2 separate regions of the Homo sapiens genome follow, and region 1 is linked to region 2. A link is an interaction called in ENCODE POLR2A ChIA-PET data of the cell type or tissue named here. Cell type or tissue: MCF 10A. All regions are shown on one strand. Links, peaks and the distances in the headings refer to the core of each region. The heading gives the core; the rest is flanking DNA. Region 1 has its middle 35 kb from the start of SULT1C4. Region 2 overlaps LIMS1 (LIM zinc finger domain containing 1).

Region 1 (8,961 bases), core at 1,995-5,994, 210 kb after region 2:
TTTTGTGGCTGTCATGTTTGCAGCCTGCCTTTAGTCGTGGCCACTGCATAACTCCCTTGGGGTGGATAGTCTACCACTAGGTGGAATGTTGGAATGCCACCTGGTGGAATAGACCACGCTCTCCTTACCAGTAGAGTTGATAATGTGCTGCTGACACCAAGTCAGCCTAATACTTGCCATTGGCTCAGGGGCTGAGAAGGACATACTAACAATTACCTGTGAGCCTGGTAAGGATAGCAAAATGGTTAACATGGAATTTGAATCAGTATTTCCAGGCCTCTAAGTGACCACAAAAATAACCAGTAGGGGACTTCAAAAATGTCTGACAGAGCATCAATTAATCTTGCATATTAGTTTAAGAACTTCTTTGATACAGTCAAGAGATGGCCTAAAAATATAGGCTGTATTTTTGCATACCACGTATTCCACATACCATATCATCCTGGAAACGTCTGCTGTCAGACCCTGCTCCTCCTTATCCCCATCCCAAGCATTAGGAATAGTGACTAATTGTTTTCTGTTTTAGAAAGCTAAACTGTTTCTATAAAGGGCTAGATAACAAATATTTTAGGTTTTCTGGGCCATATGTTCTCTTCCACAACTTCTCAACTCTGCTTGCTGTTGTAGTGCAAAAGCAGCCAGAGACAACACATATTTAAGTGAATGATCTCATAACTGTGTTCCAATAAAACTTATTTTTTTTGTTTGTTTGTTTTTTTGAGTCAGGATCTCACTCTGTCACTCAGGCTGGAGTGCAGTGGCATAATCTCGGCTCACTGCAACCTCCACCTCTCCAGTAGCTGGGACTACAGGCACGAGCCACCACGCCTGGATAATTTTTGTATTTTTTGTAGAAATGGGGTTTTACCGTGTTGGCCAGGCTGGTCTCGAACTCCAGACCTCAGGTGATCTGCCTGCCTCCGCCTCCCAAAGTGCTGGGATTACAGGTGTGAGCCAGTACGCCTGGCCCCAATAAAACTTTATTTACAAATAAAGTTTTTTATTTGTAAATAAATAAATTTGACCAAAGGGCCATAGTTGGCTGATGTGATTTAGACTATCACATAAACACAACTGGGAGATTAGAAGAGTGGGCCTGTCAGTCATTTGCTGTAATTCATACTCCATTGTAGATGAGTCACTATCTATTGATTTAATATGGTACATCTTTTAGTAGACTCGGTAAGGTATTAGCAGGCAATCTTCTTCTCTCAAAGATGTGGTCATTGTGTGCACTATTTCAAGATAAACAACTTTTGCTTGCTATCAAAATTTTACTCTTGGTAAACCAAACACCCTTCTATAAAGACGGAAAAATTTTGTTAGAACCCCAGAAGAAGATATAATCGTATCCCTTAGATAATTTATCTTTTAATTCTCAGAGCACGTTATTCAAAGTCCTTTAGGAATCCTTGTTTCTATTCATATAAAATTAAACCAGAAACTGAGATCTTTATCAAGTTATGGATCATATTAGAAATCACAGGTATAGTCTAATTTCTTAAGTCCAGCTTGAGTTTTAGGTGTACTCATTCCTGATTGTTTATTATAGGAGTGAATTTGGGAAGTGTCTAAAACAAGGTGACTTATGTGTTTAGAATAACTGATCTCTATCTGAAGAACAGTGGCCTCATGAAGCTATTCTGTCACTTTACATTAAAAAAATATATAAATTATAATATATGTTTATATAAAATTATATATTTTATAATTATATAAAATTATATATAATTATATATTTTATAATTATATAAAATTATATAAAATTATATATATTTATATAAAAATTATATATATAATTATATAAAAATATATAAATATATATAATTATATAAAAATATATAAATATATATAATTATATAAAAATATATAAATATATATAATTATATAAAAATTATATATAAATTATGTATAATATATTATTATATGTTATATATATTATATATATTATATATTATATATAATATATATTATATATAATATATATTATATATAATATATATTATATAATATATATTATATATTATATATATTATATATATTATATATATTATATATATTATATATAATATATATAATATATATTATATAATATATAATATATATTATATATATTATATATATTATATAATATTATATATGTAATATATAATTATAAAGATATATAAAATATGTATATAAAAATATTATAAATATAAAATTATATATAATAAATTATATATAATTTACATAAAAATTATATATATTATATATAATTATATATTTTATATATATATATACACACACACGCACATTAGCACCAATTAAAGACCAGGACACAGTCAGAGAAGGCACCAGTAGAGTGGATATTTCCCATTGGCTTAGGGACTGAGAAGGACATCCTACAATTGACTGTTGAATAGATTTGGATTGGGCTAGAAGAGCCTAAGATAGAAGAAGCTATTGTGTAGCGGTTCTTTCAGCCTGGTCTACATTTACAGAGCATCTACCACTCACTAAGCATTATGCTAGGCACTGGTCAGGGAAGGGGGAAAGATGCAATTGTAATTAAGACAGAGAAATTCTCACTTGTTGAATTAGTTGTAGACACAGGCTATAAGCACATAAATGAACAATATTAATTGTTTTTAGTTCTAGCAATTAAAATGGCTTTCCACTGTTGCTAGCCCTGGGAGACTAACCATTCCTTATTGGTTTTGCTGCTCACATCTTTGTAAACAATCCCTTGTTGAATTGTCCTGTTGCATTCCTGACTGACATAGATGGCAATGATCTTGGCATGTTTGAGAAACAGCAAGAAGGCCAAGTTGATTAGAGAGTCATGACTAGTGGGTAGTAGTCACTTCCCATTCTCTAATCACCTCCGCCTTCTTGCTTTTCCTCAAACATACTGAGGTCATGTAGTAGAAGGTGCAGTTGAAGAGGGCTTGGCCAGTCCCTGGGGGCTTTGAAGGTTGTGCTGAGTTTGGGCTGTGTTGTTTGCAAAATGGGAAGACATTGGTTGGTTTTAAGCAGGGGAAACATGATCTGAATTATGCATCAAGAAGGTCATTCTGACTTTTTTGTGTAAAGAGGCTATTGGAGCAGATGTGGGGGAGTGGAAGCTCTTAGGAGGCCTTGTAGTGGTTCAGAGGTGATAGTGCTGTGGGTGAGGGGGTTGTAAAGGAGGTGATGAACCGTGATCGGATTTAGGATAACATTTGAAATTAGTGCCAGTTTTGAGGAACAACTTGGATTTTCTGTTGCACTTATGTGGGCATGAGGGAAAGAGAGGGATTAAAGAAGACTCTTAGGTTTTAGGCCAGAGTAACTTCTGAATAGTGGGACTGTTAATCAAGGTGGAAGAAGGCTAGGGGTGAAGATCAGGTAGGATATTTACAACCTATGTTTTGGACATATTTGGACAAATTCGAGTTGTCTATTAGGCATCCAAGTAGATATGCTAATTAGGCAATTAGTTTAAAGACCATCTATCAAATGTGAAATTTGAGTTTGAATTTCAGTGCTACTATTTTCTAGCTGTTTATTGCTATCTTCTCCCCCCTGGTTTCCTTGTTTGCCCTGGATGTTGACATCCAGTCAGCAGATGTGAGAAGAGGGGGTGGAGGATTTTGTGAGAAAGTTTTTATGGGCCAAGTAAGGGAGTCACTCATATTCTTTTGGGTTGCAAAAATCCAACTGTGTCTGAGACTGAGGAATATTGTCTTGCTGAGGGCCCAGGAAGGAGAGAAGATGGGTGTGGTGGTTAACTAGCCATCTGAGTCAAATTCACCCTTCTGGATACCAAATATCCATTTCCCCCTTCTTCCCACTTAGAGAAGACACCCTCCCCATGGGCGAGAGCCCAAAAGTCCCATCTTGTTACTGGCTGCCACTTCAAGTTGAGCATCTCAGGATGAACTGCAGTCATTTTTCCAACAGGGCAGGGTGTGGCCAACTTCTGAATCAAAAGGACAAGGTTTTTGTATTCTAGCCACACATTACACAGTGATATAGTAGGTATAGGGTACTTCCACTGAGAAAAGGAAAGAATGAGAATCACACAGCAGTCATTGATCCAGCACTTGGTGACACCCTGCAGGGAATGCCTGAGGAGTCCTGTCTGCCCTGACATTGGGCACAGTTCCACAATTAGACCCAATGCTGCTGCCTGAGAAGGACTTTTTTAATCCACTGTTTTCCATGATCCCTGACTCTACTCTCTGGGAAGTTCTTCCTTGTGAGTGACCACTTCTGCATACATGAAGGAATGAATCATCCCATACAAGATTTACTGTGGAAAAAATTTTGTAAATATCCTGCAGGTATCTTTGAGAACATCTTTACTCTACCCTTCAGCCCAATTACAAAACAACATCATAGTCTTTGTACTTTAAAAAGTGAGTCAACTGAATTTTCAGAATAGTTGTGGTAAGATGGCTGTCTTTTTTTTTCTTTTTCCGTATATCTAATGCCCACTGAGAACAAAAGTTCCCTCAGGCTGATTGGCCAGAGTCCAAAGGGATGCTCACAGGGCCAAGTGAGTCCCAGAATCAGCAGCTGATAAGGCCATGTTCCAAAGAGCTCACATTGCACCAGAGGTGGAAAAGAACATTACGGATATAGTAACTATTGATATATTACCGTTGTACTCATCAAACACCAATTTTACTTTAATAATAATTTGTAAGCTGCATTCACTATTAATAATAAAATAATTAAATATTTTTAGACATAAAATTCAGAGTATGTAGAATTTAGTAAAGCACTCTTATTTTTCTTGTTTATGGTATCTTAACTTACTAGTGTACATTAATAATTAGCTCATTTTGTCACCATATGATTGTATTTTTACCAATTTTTGTTTTGAGACAGAGTCTCACTCTATCACCCAGGCTGGAGTGCAGTGGCGTGATCTCGGCTCACTCCAACCTCTACCTCCCGGGTTCAAGCGATTCTCCTGTCTCAGCCTCTTGAGTAGCTGGGACTACAGGCATGTGCCACCATGCTCAGCTAATTTTTTTTTGTATTTTTAGTAGAGACGGGGTTTCACCATGCTGGCCAGGCTGGTCTCAAACTCCTGACCTCGAACTCCTGACCTTGTGATCTGCCCGCCTCGGCCTCCCAAAGTGCTGAGATTACAGGCGTGAGCCACCATGCCTGGCTGTATTTTTACCAAATTATTAAAGCACATCCAATATAGATTAGATGATGCTCAATTATTTTGCAAAATAAATAAGACTTGTTTATAATTTTTAGCAAAAAAGGTGAATTTAAAAAATTATTCATAAAATGTACCTATGTTTAGAATCACAGAAAGGTTACAACTGAAAGGAACTTTATAGCCTACTCAGTTCACATCTTTATCTTGTATTTAGGGCTGTAGTATGATATATTTTACGAAGAAAAAGTATCACCAAACTCCAATTAGAAATTTACTTATTTGAGGAACTATATAAAGCTGTATCAGATGTTATACATTAGACCCAAATATGTGTCTCTGAAAAGTAATTACTTTATAATCACCATTATGTTTGCAAGGCACAAATATTTAATTACAATGTTCAGATATATAGTTGTCCCCCATTATCTATGGGGGTTTGGTTCCAGGAACTCCCTGTGAATACCAAAATCCATGAATGCTCAAGTTCATTATACAAAATGGTGCAGTATTTATATATAACTTATTGAAATCCTCCCATATACTTTATTTTTAAAAAATACTTTTATTATATTTATGTATTTTTTAAGAGACAGAGTCTCCCTCTGTTGTCCAGGCTGGAGTGCAGTGGCATTCACAGCTCACTGCAGATTTGAACTCCTGGACTTAAGGAATCCTCCTGCCTTAGCCTTCCAAGTAGCTAAGACTACAGGCATGTACCACTACACCGGGCTTATTTAAAAATTTTTTTTTGTGGAGATAGGTTTTGCTGTGTTGCCCAGGTTGGTCTCAAACTCCTGGCCTCAAGCAATTCACCTTCCTAAGCCTCCCAAAGCGCTAGGGTTATAGGTGTGAACCGCTGCTTCTAGCCCCACCTCCTGTATAACTTTAAATCAACTCTATAATTATAAATAATACCTAGTACAGTATAAATGCTATGTAAATACTTATTATACTGTCTCGTTTAGGTAATAGTGTCAAGAAACAAAGTTTGTGCATGTTCAGTACAGAAGCAACCATCCATTTTTTCCCAAATATTTTCAATCTGTGGTTGGATGAATTCATGCATGTGGAACACATGGATATGGAGGGCCAACTGTATCAGATAAAGTCTTAGAAACTATTAGGTAGACAAGCGGAATTCAGTGAGATTTGCAGCAGCGTGGGAACCTGTATGTAACAGAAGAACTGGACCATGGTAGCGATTTGTTGATTTTGAGCATCTTAGTGATGAGTGAGGTCTAGCACACAACCATGTGTCGGCATTGTACCTGCCATGAAGACAGTCAGAATGAAGAGGTGAGCTAGCAGCCCTCAGGTATAGGCATACTTTCTACTGCCATGGTTCACAGCCACTTAGAATGACATTGGAAGGTGCAGTTTAAAAACTTAGGTTCTCTTCATGGTGCCAAAACCAGAGCACTGGGAATGAAGGAAAAGGGAAGGAGTATTCACTGATAGAACAGACGCTGTTGGCCTCACCAATGATAGGATGGAAAATCAAACTTTTAAAGTAGTAGGTTGAAGATTTAAAAACTCAGCTGGGGCTGTATGAAAGGGGTGGGGAGAACACAGATGTGTATGGACACTAGAGGAAGTGGAGCCAGATCCCAGCGCTGCAGAAGAGGAGGCTGAGAGCAAAGTTTCTACTCCCATGAAAGCCACACAAGTCACTGAGGGCCCAGATAACTCAAAAGCAGACGGAACACAAAGCTTTGAGGAACAGGACATGGTTTGGGCAGTATCAATCCTCACACAGACTTTATGAAAAGATTTACAGTAATTATAATAATCATGTCCATTATCATTGCTAGGTTTCATTGGTTACAGATGATGTCCCAAGCACATTTGCCTTTTTTTTTTTTTTTGAGATGGAACCTCGCTCTGTCACCCAGGCTGGAGTGCAGTGGCACGATCTCCGCTCACTGGAAGCTCCACCTCCTGGGTTCACCCATTCTCCTGCCTCAGCCTCCTGAGTAGCTGGGACTACAGGCACCTGCCACCACGCCCGGCTAATTTTTTTTGTATTTTTAGTAGAGACGGGGTTTCACTGTGTTAGCCAGGATGGTCTCAATCTCCTGACCTCGTCATCTGTCCACCTCGGCCTCCCCAAATGCTGGATTACAGGCGTTGGCCACTGCGCTCAGCCCCAAGCACATTTCTAAGTGCTTCACATGCATTAACTCACATAATTCTTAAAGCAAAAGAGAAGTAGTTACTATTAGTAGCTCCAGTTACAGAGGAGGAAACTGAGGTGCAGTTAAATAAATTGCTGACATTTCACACAGTGAGAAAACTGGAGTGGGGTCTGGAACCTGAGCAATCTGATTGCAGACCTCATTTGACCACTATGCTAAGAATCTTTCAAGAAGGATAATTTCTAGATGGGAGACTAAAAATAACAAACACTGAGAGATGACTAAATCGCTTGCTCTGTGTTAAGTAATTTATGTGCATTACCTAACTTAATTGCATGCCTCAAGAGCTAGGGACTCCAAGGAAGGCAAGGCAAGCTGGCTTCCTGAGAGAAAGACTGAGTAGAGGCTGTGTGCCTCAACAGAACCTAGGCCTGCTTCAGATGTCAAAGAGGGAATAGCAATGAAGACAATTGAAGTGGGCTGCCTGACTGGAGACCTCATCATTGCAAATGTATCCATTTCAGAGAAGGGGGCCTGTGTTTGAGATGCCATACTCAGAGAGAGAAGGCAGTTCACAAGGGGTGGAATGTATTCAGACCCTGGAAACCCGTGGTGGTATGGTGGTAAACTAACTCATTGATTGCTCCTCCTTGTTGTGGTCACTTGTCAGCTTCTGGGTCACTTATGTTTCACCTCACATCTTGACATGTTTAGGTCCTCAGTCTTCGTTGCCACTCCTTTCAATTTTTGGTGATTTTAATAACCACACGGACTACCTCTTCTTTTCTTCAGTGCTCCTGTGTTTCACTCTCCCCCAGTTGATTGCTTTAGTGATCATGCCTTAGGACTTGTCTTTACCAATAATCGGGTACTTTTCATAATCACAATTACAGGCATCTCACCAACTAACCACCATCTTCCATCTTTCCCACGCACTCCTTCCAGCACTCTGACCCTAACAATGGTGCTACCTGTGCCAGACCATCTGCATCTGTGTCTGCATATCCTGCCTTCCTCCTGTTACTAGGGATGAACTGTTTGAACTCCTGGGTTCTGTCTGTTCCCACCCCACACTCATCATCAGTTTTCCTTTCTTTTCTATAATGTCTCACATTTTATACTTTGCTGCCACATTCTACCTCAGATACTGCCCATTTTTTCCCTCTGTAATAGTAAACTCCTAAAATAGTTGACTATATTTACCATCTCCAGATAATTTCCTTGTCTCTCTTGCAGTCTCTGCAGGCAGAACTTTTGTGATCAATCTACCAAAATAGGTCTTGTCAAGGTTAAAAATGGCCTCCACTTTAGTAAATTCAGTGTTGTTTGTCAGTAATGCCAATAACTACCCTCTACCTCCAAACATAAATTTTTTTTTCCGTGGAAGAAGGAGAGGGAAAAGCAGAACTCTAAATTTGGCTAACAACTTCTGAAATAACTTAGTAATAACTAATTTAACCACATTTACCAGGACACTAATTTTGTTTTATTTTCTGGTTTGGAAAACATGTAGGCTGATTGTCAGAAATTAAGCTTAGTTATAGGAAAATTTAAAAAGTTACCTTTTTGTGTATCTTAGGTTTATTATCTATGAAATTCACTACTGCAAAAAGAACAGGAGGCATTTTAATGTGGAGAGCTGTTAAGATCTATAAAGGGGAGAGGGAAGTGGTGGGAGCATTT
Region 2 (8,961 bases), core at 1,577-5,576:
GTACTGTTTCTAATCAGTTATTTATAGATCCCTTCTATCTGAGGCAGAGAAAAAGTAACTTTGAGAATTTTTAAAGGGCAGGAATTTCTCAGGTGTGTTTGTCATTCAGGTATTGTCAAAAAACAACTATGTTTGAATGCAACATAATTTAAAAGATAGAATAGCTAAAGGAGTAAGTGTAGGTACATGGGTATATCTTAGATGTTATTTTGGGACACCAAAAACTTCAGGGAAAAAAGGGTCAATGCCTTGTGAAGGTCTGGGGCTTCCGACCCACTGGAACAAGCATGTCACTTGTGTCACTTCACTCTAACTGTAACCACAAACACAGTGGGTAATGCTCCACTGTACAAAGTATGTGAATAAAGTCAGTTTCAAGTCATATTTAATACTTTAAAACAAAAGTCTAGGAAGCCCAGTGTTTGTCATGCCACCTTTTACCTGCTTCGGTTTTGAACAATTTCAAGTTTGACGCCGGAACTATTTTCATGTGTATTACAGTGCTCTTTAAGCACGTGCATCTCGTGTTTCAGAGCACAGCCTTTTATTTAAACTTTAAGAGCAAAAAATGTTTTCTGGCAGTGGCCATGGCCAATTTTAGTCTCTGAAAGTTTTTCTGTTAAGAGTCCACAAACGTAAGAAATGAACACTTGAGTAAGAAGGAATGAGAGCTGGAATGGGTCTTATGCAATACTTGAGACAGTATGAAAGATGTTTGATAGCACAGGTATTCAAAATCAAATAATTGTTCATGGAGAGAAAATCTGTGGTCATATTAAATATGCCCAAACCTAGGTGGGTGTTCCTGTGGCGAGGCCTGTGTCTTATTCCTCACTGTATCTTTACTTTGCAAATAGTAGGCACTCAATAACAATTAAACAATGAATTAACTGTATGGCACTATTCGCAAGATAACAATGCCACCTGCCTCACTGAATTGGTGGTTTGAGTTCTGTGAGAGAGTAAATAATGTTCAATAATAGTAGTTATTTTTATCCTTATTTTTTTAAAAAAAGAATAAACCAAGACTTAAAAAAATTATATAACTTGTCCAACTGAGTGGTACTGAAACTCTGGTGTACCTAACTTCAAAGTCCTTACTCTCTTTGATTCCTATTAGCTCAGAAACCTCATTTAATCCTGAAAATAGGCTTAGTATAACTAGGGTAAAAAAAAATACACCTAAGCTGATTAAAAAAAAAATCCAGGCATAAACAGACAATGGTTTACCTTTCTTGGCTAACCTATACTTCTGAATAAGGAAAATGATCATTTTCTCTACATTAGGAGACAAAAGTGGCAGAAATACAAGTCCCTTCTATGACCAGATAACTACATCACCAGAATGGGTGACAAAATATTTCTCTTTAAACAACTAGAACAGGCAATACTTAAGAATTATTCTTCCTCTTTTAATTAAATTCTAAGCAAAAAAAAAAAAAAAAAAATCTAGTTGTTTGAAAGAGCATTGTAACTATGTAAATAACTACTTCCTTGGCATATACGTTATTTTACTCATGAGTACTTTGGCTATTGTCTGAAAATAAAGAAAAGGTTGGTTTAGAATTTTTTTTATATAACTTAATTTTTTTAAAAAAGGAAATTCCTCCAAACCCCGAAATCTGAAATTAAAACTGTTTTTGGTAACTTCACTCTTGGATCCATTGTAGACTGGAGTCTACCAATAAATGTTGGTTTCAGAGGTCACTTCCAATTGTCTATCTGGTTAGCAATATAGAGCTCAATATTTTCACTAACCTCACATACAAACTTCTTAACAATTTAAACTCTGAGACTTTTAAATTGTTTAATCCAGTCAATTCAAAGTTAATACATTAAATGTAGCTAAGAGACACCTGACATAGTAAGCGATAAGTTCTAATAATGTTAGTGTCAATAATAGTCCTTTAATGCTACCCTCTTCAAAAATTGGTGAGTCAACAATTTTAAAATAAATGTTTCTTTAGCAAATTACAGTTACTGTAGTATAGCTGTCTGTGACAAATACAAATTTAATAGAGAAGTTGAAGCTTGTCAATTTGTCCTTGTTACATTTAAATAGAGAATTTAAAATAAACTCTGGAAGTTAGTTTGTAGGAAAAAGAACAATAGTACACAAAGTATAGATAGCCTTCCCGCCATCTAATCAGAATATTCAAACACTTAAATCAAGACCTCCAAATTAAAGTACTAAACAGTAAATGTAATTTAAAAAAAGGAAGTCTCTCTTTACTGCAGCCTTCTGTCATCAGTAAAACAGGAACATCCCAGGAACAGGGAAAATCTAAACCCTTCAGTTAATGCAGTATTTTAACACATAGGCTTAATGTTGTAGAGGCTTTCAGAACCTCAAATCTAAGAAATTTTCAGTAGTTGCAACAAAAAAATAAAATTGTGTTGTTTTAGGGAAATTCACTTTGAAAGCCAAGAACTCTAACCTTTTTAGTTAAAAAGGTTTCCAGGTTTTTGATGTCCTTCCTTCCTAGGCTACATTGAATAGTTCCACTGCATTCCTTTGTTACACCATTTCAGTAACAATCTCCATGGCACCCCTCCCCCAACCCCAAACCACCACAAACTACCCACCTTCATCAAAACACAGACAAAAACATGTTCCAATCAGCCAAAGAAAACTCTCTTTAAACTAAGTGGAAAAATCAGTTGTTTTCAATTTAAAATATTTCTGGTGATTATATAATTTTTAAAGACATAACAACACTGTAGGTTTGGAGAAGGGGTAAAACAACTTAAAGGATTTGTGAAGAAATGGGCAAAAGTATTCTGGTTTTGCACAGTTCCAATCAGTACAATCTTGATATTGTGTTCAGTTTTTAATTACAGACTAAGAGGCTACTTTTCAATGAGTACTTCCCAACGCTGCATCCACTTAGGCATGAATCCCCACTGCACTTACTAGATTAGATGTCTTGACCTTTAGCCAACCATGACTTTGCACTCACCTTAGCTCTTCCTCTGGTAACCCATTTACTCTCAAACTATCGGGGCGATCTCGTCTTCTCCTGTAGAGACCTGAATGTGAAAGCTCTTTAAGCTGTAATGCAGTCATACTTCTCTCCACACATCAATTGCTGACACTTTAAAGCATTTATGCTCAGCAGTGTGGCTGCCAGGGGAAAGCAGCGTCCCTTGCCGAGGGACCTCAGCACACCTGACTCAGCCTTAGAAACCTCCAGGCAGACCAAGCTGCTGAAGCACAGCTTCCTGTTTCTCACTGGTACACACCCTCCTCAGCAAGGCACAACTTGCCTTATCTCTGGGCCTCGCACCTTGGGGAGGGGGGAAGCGGTGACCAAGAAGGCAGGTTACTTACTTGTTTATTAATAAGCAAAATTTAATTGTTATGAATAATCACACCAATTCCTTTAAAAACCTTGCCAGGACCACTCTGAACTAAAATTGGGCTAAAAAGCTCCAGTAAGGTAGTCGCTAAAGAAGGGTCCTGCTGTTTTATTTGCCAGGAAATCCATCAACACTTCACAGGCAGTTGTCAGTTTAAAGAACCGCCTGGTTATAGTGAGCTCCTTAGGGACATTTTCCTTAAAAAGGAGAGGAGGGGCAGAATTCTAAAGGGAAGCAGTCCAATTCCTCCCCCTTACCACTCCACTCTAAATCCTCTTCAGAAGGGAAGGAAGTGTCTTTGGTCCACCCACCCCTCATTAAATATTACTGAAGAATTCATAACTGAAAGGAAGATGGTTTCTTCCTTCATTCATTGTAATTACTGGCTGTGAATAATGCCCTCTCGTAGGAAAGGCCACCCCGGCTGACACAATGCTGTTGGCTTTAAGGTGGAATGGGTCCTATATACCCTGTATTTATCTGTACATTTGACCTCGGAAAGTGACAATGTTAGGAAGGTTTTGGGTGTGGGGATGTGTACAACAGAGGACAGGTTTGGGGAAAGTCCTTCGTCATCCAGCTCAAAGTGATGCTACCCAACAGCAGGCACAGCACGGCCCTCCAATCCACTTCAGTCCCACTGGGAACACAGGACCACACCACAAATACAGGCTACCTCCCAGCAAGATCTTAGCCAGTAGTTTGACTAAATGGTTCTAGGAATTTTTCTCTGGGCAATTTATACCAGCCTCTTTTCCTTTTAGAACCTTCTCGACAAGAACACAGAGAAATGGGTCTGATAATATTTTTACACTAAGAGCTAGAGAGTTATTCCCATCTCTGAGAGAATCTGCTCTATATATACAAAAATTAAGGCAACCCATAGGAAAGGGAAGTCTACATCTTATTCCTTCACTTAGGACACAGATGCTAGTTCCCCTGAGGGCTACCATTTGTTACGCTAGGTCCACGGCCCCAGGAAAAACAAATGACTTTTCATAATTGCCATTCAAACACAGCATATGTTTTTAAAGATGCAGGGAAAAAATTTACCATTTTTGTCACTACACTAGATTTAATGAGTGATGAAACACGTTTTAAAAAATCAGTTGACAGTTACATCTGTCTCCGGGAGGGTATACAAAAAACCGGTAATACTGGCTGCTTCTGAGGGACCTGGGGAGACAGAAGCAGAAGGAAGCATTTCCACTACACACACCACTCTACACCTTCTGAACTTTGAATATATTGCCACTCAAAAACAAATAGAATGTAGAAGATTTAAATACCAAACAATTTAGTTTACAGTAATAGAAACATTTCAATTTAGAACTCCTGAAGTATCCAATTCTTTTTGTTTTGTTTTGTTTTGTTTTTTGAGACAGAGTCTCCCTCTGTCACCCAGGCTAGAGTGCAGTGGCATAATCTCGGCTCACTGTAACCTCCGCCTCCCGGGTTCAAGTGATTCTCGTGCCTCAGCCTCCCCAGTAGCTGGGATTACAGGTTTGCGCCACCACGCCCAGCTAATTTTTGAATTTTTAGTAGAGATGGGGTTTTGCCATGTTGGCCAGGCTGGTCTCGAACTCCAAGCCTCAAGTGATCGAACTGCCTCGGCCTCCCAAATTGCTGGGATTACAGGCGTGTGCCACCGTGCCCAGCCTTCGTTTTTTAAAATCAAGACAAGTTAAAAAAAAAAAAAAAGAACAGAAACAACCACTAATCTTCCTTGTTTTCCCCCACCATCAACACAGAATAGACGCCTAATGAATAAAACACAAATCAATTGTATATTCATTGTAAATACAGAAATCCCAACATTAAATATGACCTGTCTCCATAGGAAATGTAAATAATTGCTTATTTTTAAAAGAGTTTTTAAAAATTAATGCAGCTTGCTGACAAGGGAAAACAACTTGGTGACTACTAAAGGTTAACCAGACAGGAAACACCTAACTGTGTAGGATGAATCCTGCATTTGATGAGACTAGTGTTAAAAGGATGTGCAGGGGGTTAGACGGGGCGGGGGAGAGCAGTAACAGGGACAGTTACCAAGCCATAAAACAAACGAGCTGAAACAATTCTTGCCCTCTGACTTTTAAAAAGGCTGTACTGACAAACAGGAACTTCAGCAAATCAATGCTTATGTTCTGATGAAACTGCCACAGCTGAGTAAAATTAAATTCTGGGCCTTTGGGGAAGGCCTTTTTAACCAGGATCTTTTTTTTTTTTTTTTTTTTTGAGACGGAGTCTTGCTCTGTCGCCAGGCTGGAGTGCAGTGGCACGATCTCAGCTCACTGCAACCTCCACCTCCCGAGTTCAAGCGATTCCCCTGCCTCAGCCTCCCAAGTAGCTGGGATTATAGGCACGCGCAACCACGCCTGGCTAATTTTTTGTATTTTAGTAGAGATGGGGTTTCACCATGTTGGCCAAGATGGTCTTGATCTCCTGACCTTGTGATCTGCCCGCCTCAGCCTCCCAACGGGCTGGGATTACAGGCGTGAGCCACCGTGCCCCGCCTAACCAGGATCTTTTCACTGAAGATAGAGAGAGAGAGAGAGAGGACTGCTTTCCCTCCCCAGCACCCTTCAGACAGCAGCACATCAGCACAGGGAAGGGGGTCAGATGGGCAAACACCCAGGACACACAGCAGGGCCATGACAAAGACAGGGAGGAGTCCCCATCTATTTTTCCTTTCAAATGTACTTTCCCATGGAGATGGAATTATTAATTATGCCTGAATTCTCAGATCAGGCCCTATTTAAAAGGGTTTCAAATTTCAAATAACTGTCTTAGCATGATTTTGACAGTACAGAGGGAGGCCTGTATAAATGCATTTTCTGCGGGTTTCCAAATAGAGATATTTTTCATTTTAGCACTCTAAAAAAATCTTTGAAGGTCAGTCCAGACTCTCATTCAATGCAGAATTCCCCACCGTCATTTTCCCCATGGCCTCATCCCTATACAATATCTATGACCTGGGAGTTTGTCTCTTCATGGACACTTGCAGTGATGGGGAAATTACTACCTCATAAAACTCCTGGGGCTTTCCCCCACATGCCCAGTGGTTCTTGAGGAACAACAGTTCACAAAAACTGGGAATAAGACATTTGCCTTAACAATTGGTCTGGCCCTAATTACAACTTTCTGTCCTTTTTTCCAAACTGCTGGGTTCTCCTTGAATCTGTACTTTGACTCCAGCAGATCTCACACCCCCATCCCAGCTGAGAGGACTGGACTCCAGGAGTTTCCCAGACAGACTGTGCTTCCTCTCACTTTCTAGCCTTTGCACATATGGCTTGGTAAGACTGGAAGAAGGATCACTGGCAGGACTAGCTCCTGATCATCCCACTAAGACTCACTACAAGGATCATCTCTTCCGAGAAACCTTTCTAAACCCCATATCCCACTTACCGCTGCATCTATAGGGCCAGGGACATGGAAGACAGTCACGTTTGTTAAACAAGCTTTATGTTTTAGTTGTTCAACCAATTAATTTTGAGAGCCTAATCATTTTACAATGTCATGTTTGAGAAGAAATCTCCAGAGTTTTGAAGCTTTTTCATTTCTGCATGTAACACTCAATGTTACCTAAATGAGATTTTAAAAGACACACTTCTTCTACAGTATTGGAAAAATTTACTTTCTTGGTGAGACTAAAACTCTGAAGCTTTCATATTTGTGGAGTTGAACAGTACCTTCCACAAGTATAAACATTTTCCATTTGTGATAAGAATAAAAAATTAGCCTGGATTTTTGCCTAAACTTGTCATAGTCCAGCTTTTAGCATCCTGTTGCAATTAACCCCTTCAGATATAAGAGGGTAAAGAAACCTAATTAAACATCAAGCTGTAAATATGATCATTAATGTTACTGAATCATCAATTATTTCTCCTATACAGAGTTAAGAAAGCTGCAAGCTGGTTTCCATGGCTAACTGGGGCTCACTGCCAGTACACTAGGTACTAATGGCTCGTAAACTGGTTGAGCAGCTGTACATTTCCAGGCCATTAATTTCCCTGTGTGACATAAAGGAAGAATGTTATGTTTTGCAGCTAACTTTGCACTTGATGGAAATGAATCATTTTTAGTTTATGTTTTATCTCATAAATAATCATTTACAGGGAAAATCAAATTTTATCTAATAAAGCAAGAATATCCCTCCATACTATGTCCAACACACATTCATCTGGCAAACATTTATTTGCCAGCCAAGCTGTCTTCCTAAGTGAGGCCTCTCAAGACTGCTCTAGGCTATAAATTTGAAGGAAGAACAGGGCTATATATCTGCTGCAGAAAAGGGTTCAACGATGTACCATTGCGAGTAGGCTCAAGGTCAAGCTAACTGGAGCAGAGAGTATGAGAAGGCAGAAGCATCTGTCCACAAAAACTGTTCACTGTGTGGAAAAAAAAAATCATGAAAATATGGTCCCACTCACAAGCAGATAATATTGCAACTGTCTACAAGCCCCTCTGAACTTTCTCCTTAATCAGGCTTCCTGGACCTCTGACACATCTGACTGGACAGGCTGAGCTGTCATTAAAGCTCATGTGAGGCCAGTGTGGTGGCTCACGCCTGGGATCCCAGCAATGTGGGAGGCCGAGGTGAACAGACAGCTTGAGCCCAGGAGTTTGAGACCAGCCTGGGCAACACAGTGAGACCTTATCTTTGCAAGTAATACAAAATTAGCTGGGCGTGGTGGCGAGTGCCTGTAGTCCCAACTACGAGGGAGACTGAGATGGGGGGATCATGATCACTTGAGCCTGGAAGGTCGAGGCTGCAGTGAGCTATGGTCACACCACTGCACTCCAGCCTGGGTGACAGAGTAAGACCCCTATATCCAAAAAAAAAAAAAAAAAAAAAAAAGCCCATGCAAACTTGCCTGTGTCATTCTCATACAGCAGCCTCTTCCACAACCAGCAACATGGGGCCATCAACAGTCTTCAATTTAGACCATTATCAAATGTTCTCAAAAGCCACTGATACAATATGCAAATTTTCCAGGTATATTTCCAAATAATTTAGAATGAAATTCTAAGTAACCTATCCAATCCCACGTTTTCAAGGGGCCAAGGGAGAGTACAAGGTAGGTTAGTGGAAGGATACAAGAGGTGACCAGTAGACATTTAGCTGACAGTTCCACGTTTGGAAACTCCCTTGCTGTGACTACCTTATAAGTACACAGGAAGTCATTTAACTATCACAGTCCTCCATTGTTCCACTTGAATCAGAAGTGGCTGAATTAGGTGACCTCCATGGTCTTCTCTGCAGGCTAACATTACTTGGTTTTCAGACAGGACCTGTGCAACATGACTCCCTGACTAAGCACACTTTTCTCCTTCTTCATATAGTCAGAAATCTCATTCCTGAATAAAGCAGGTACACATGGGCAGGCTCTGCACATTCAGCAATTTCCCAAAGGCATCAGTGTGCCAGGCCTTTGGGGTGTGGAGGAGAACCCTGAACAGCCTCTGGGCTCCCCAGATCCTTCTCCATGAACACCTTTTCTTTGGTCACAAAGCTGCTTGAGGATAAGAGCTCTAGAGTAGATAAGGACCACAAAAAGGCATGCTGATCACCCTAGCCCCACCATACCCCCCACC

What was found. ChIA-PET counts read pairs that join two places held together with the same protein. Peaks named below come from ENCODE experiments on the same cell type or tissue, not always from the same donor. Only the 100,000 strongest peaks of a DNase experiment are listed, where the experiment ranks them.
Region 1: POLR2A ChIA-PET joins it to region 2 with 7 read pairs; 2 of 35 experiments call an interaction of 5 or more read pairs at or near these places.

What each region holds. Positions count from the first base shown.
Region 1 is chr2:108,408,592-108,417,552 of GRCh38, reverse strand. No RefSeq gene overlaps it. Among named protein-coding and RNA genes, the nearest start is that of SULT1C4, 35 kb to the right of the region's middle. In MCF 10A, for the core only: no CTCF peak of the experiment used is centred there; a DNase peak (open chromatin) is centred at 4,472.
Region 2 is chr2:108,615,461-108,624,421 of GRCh38, reverse strand. All of the region lies in intron 1 of LIMS1 (LIM zinc finger domain containing 1), which reads right to left. Among named protein-coding and RNA genes, the nearest start is that of LIMS1-AS1, 59 kb to the left of the region's middle. In MCF 10A, for the core only: no CTCF peak of the experiment used is centred there; a DNase peak (open chromatin) is centred at 3,201.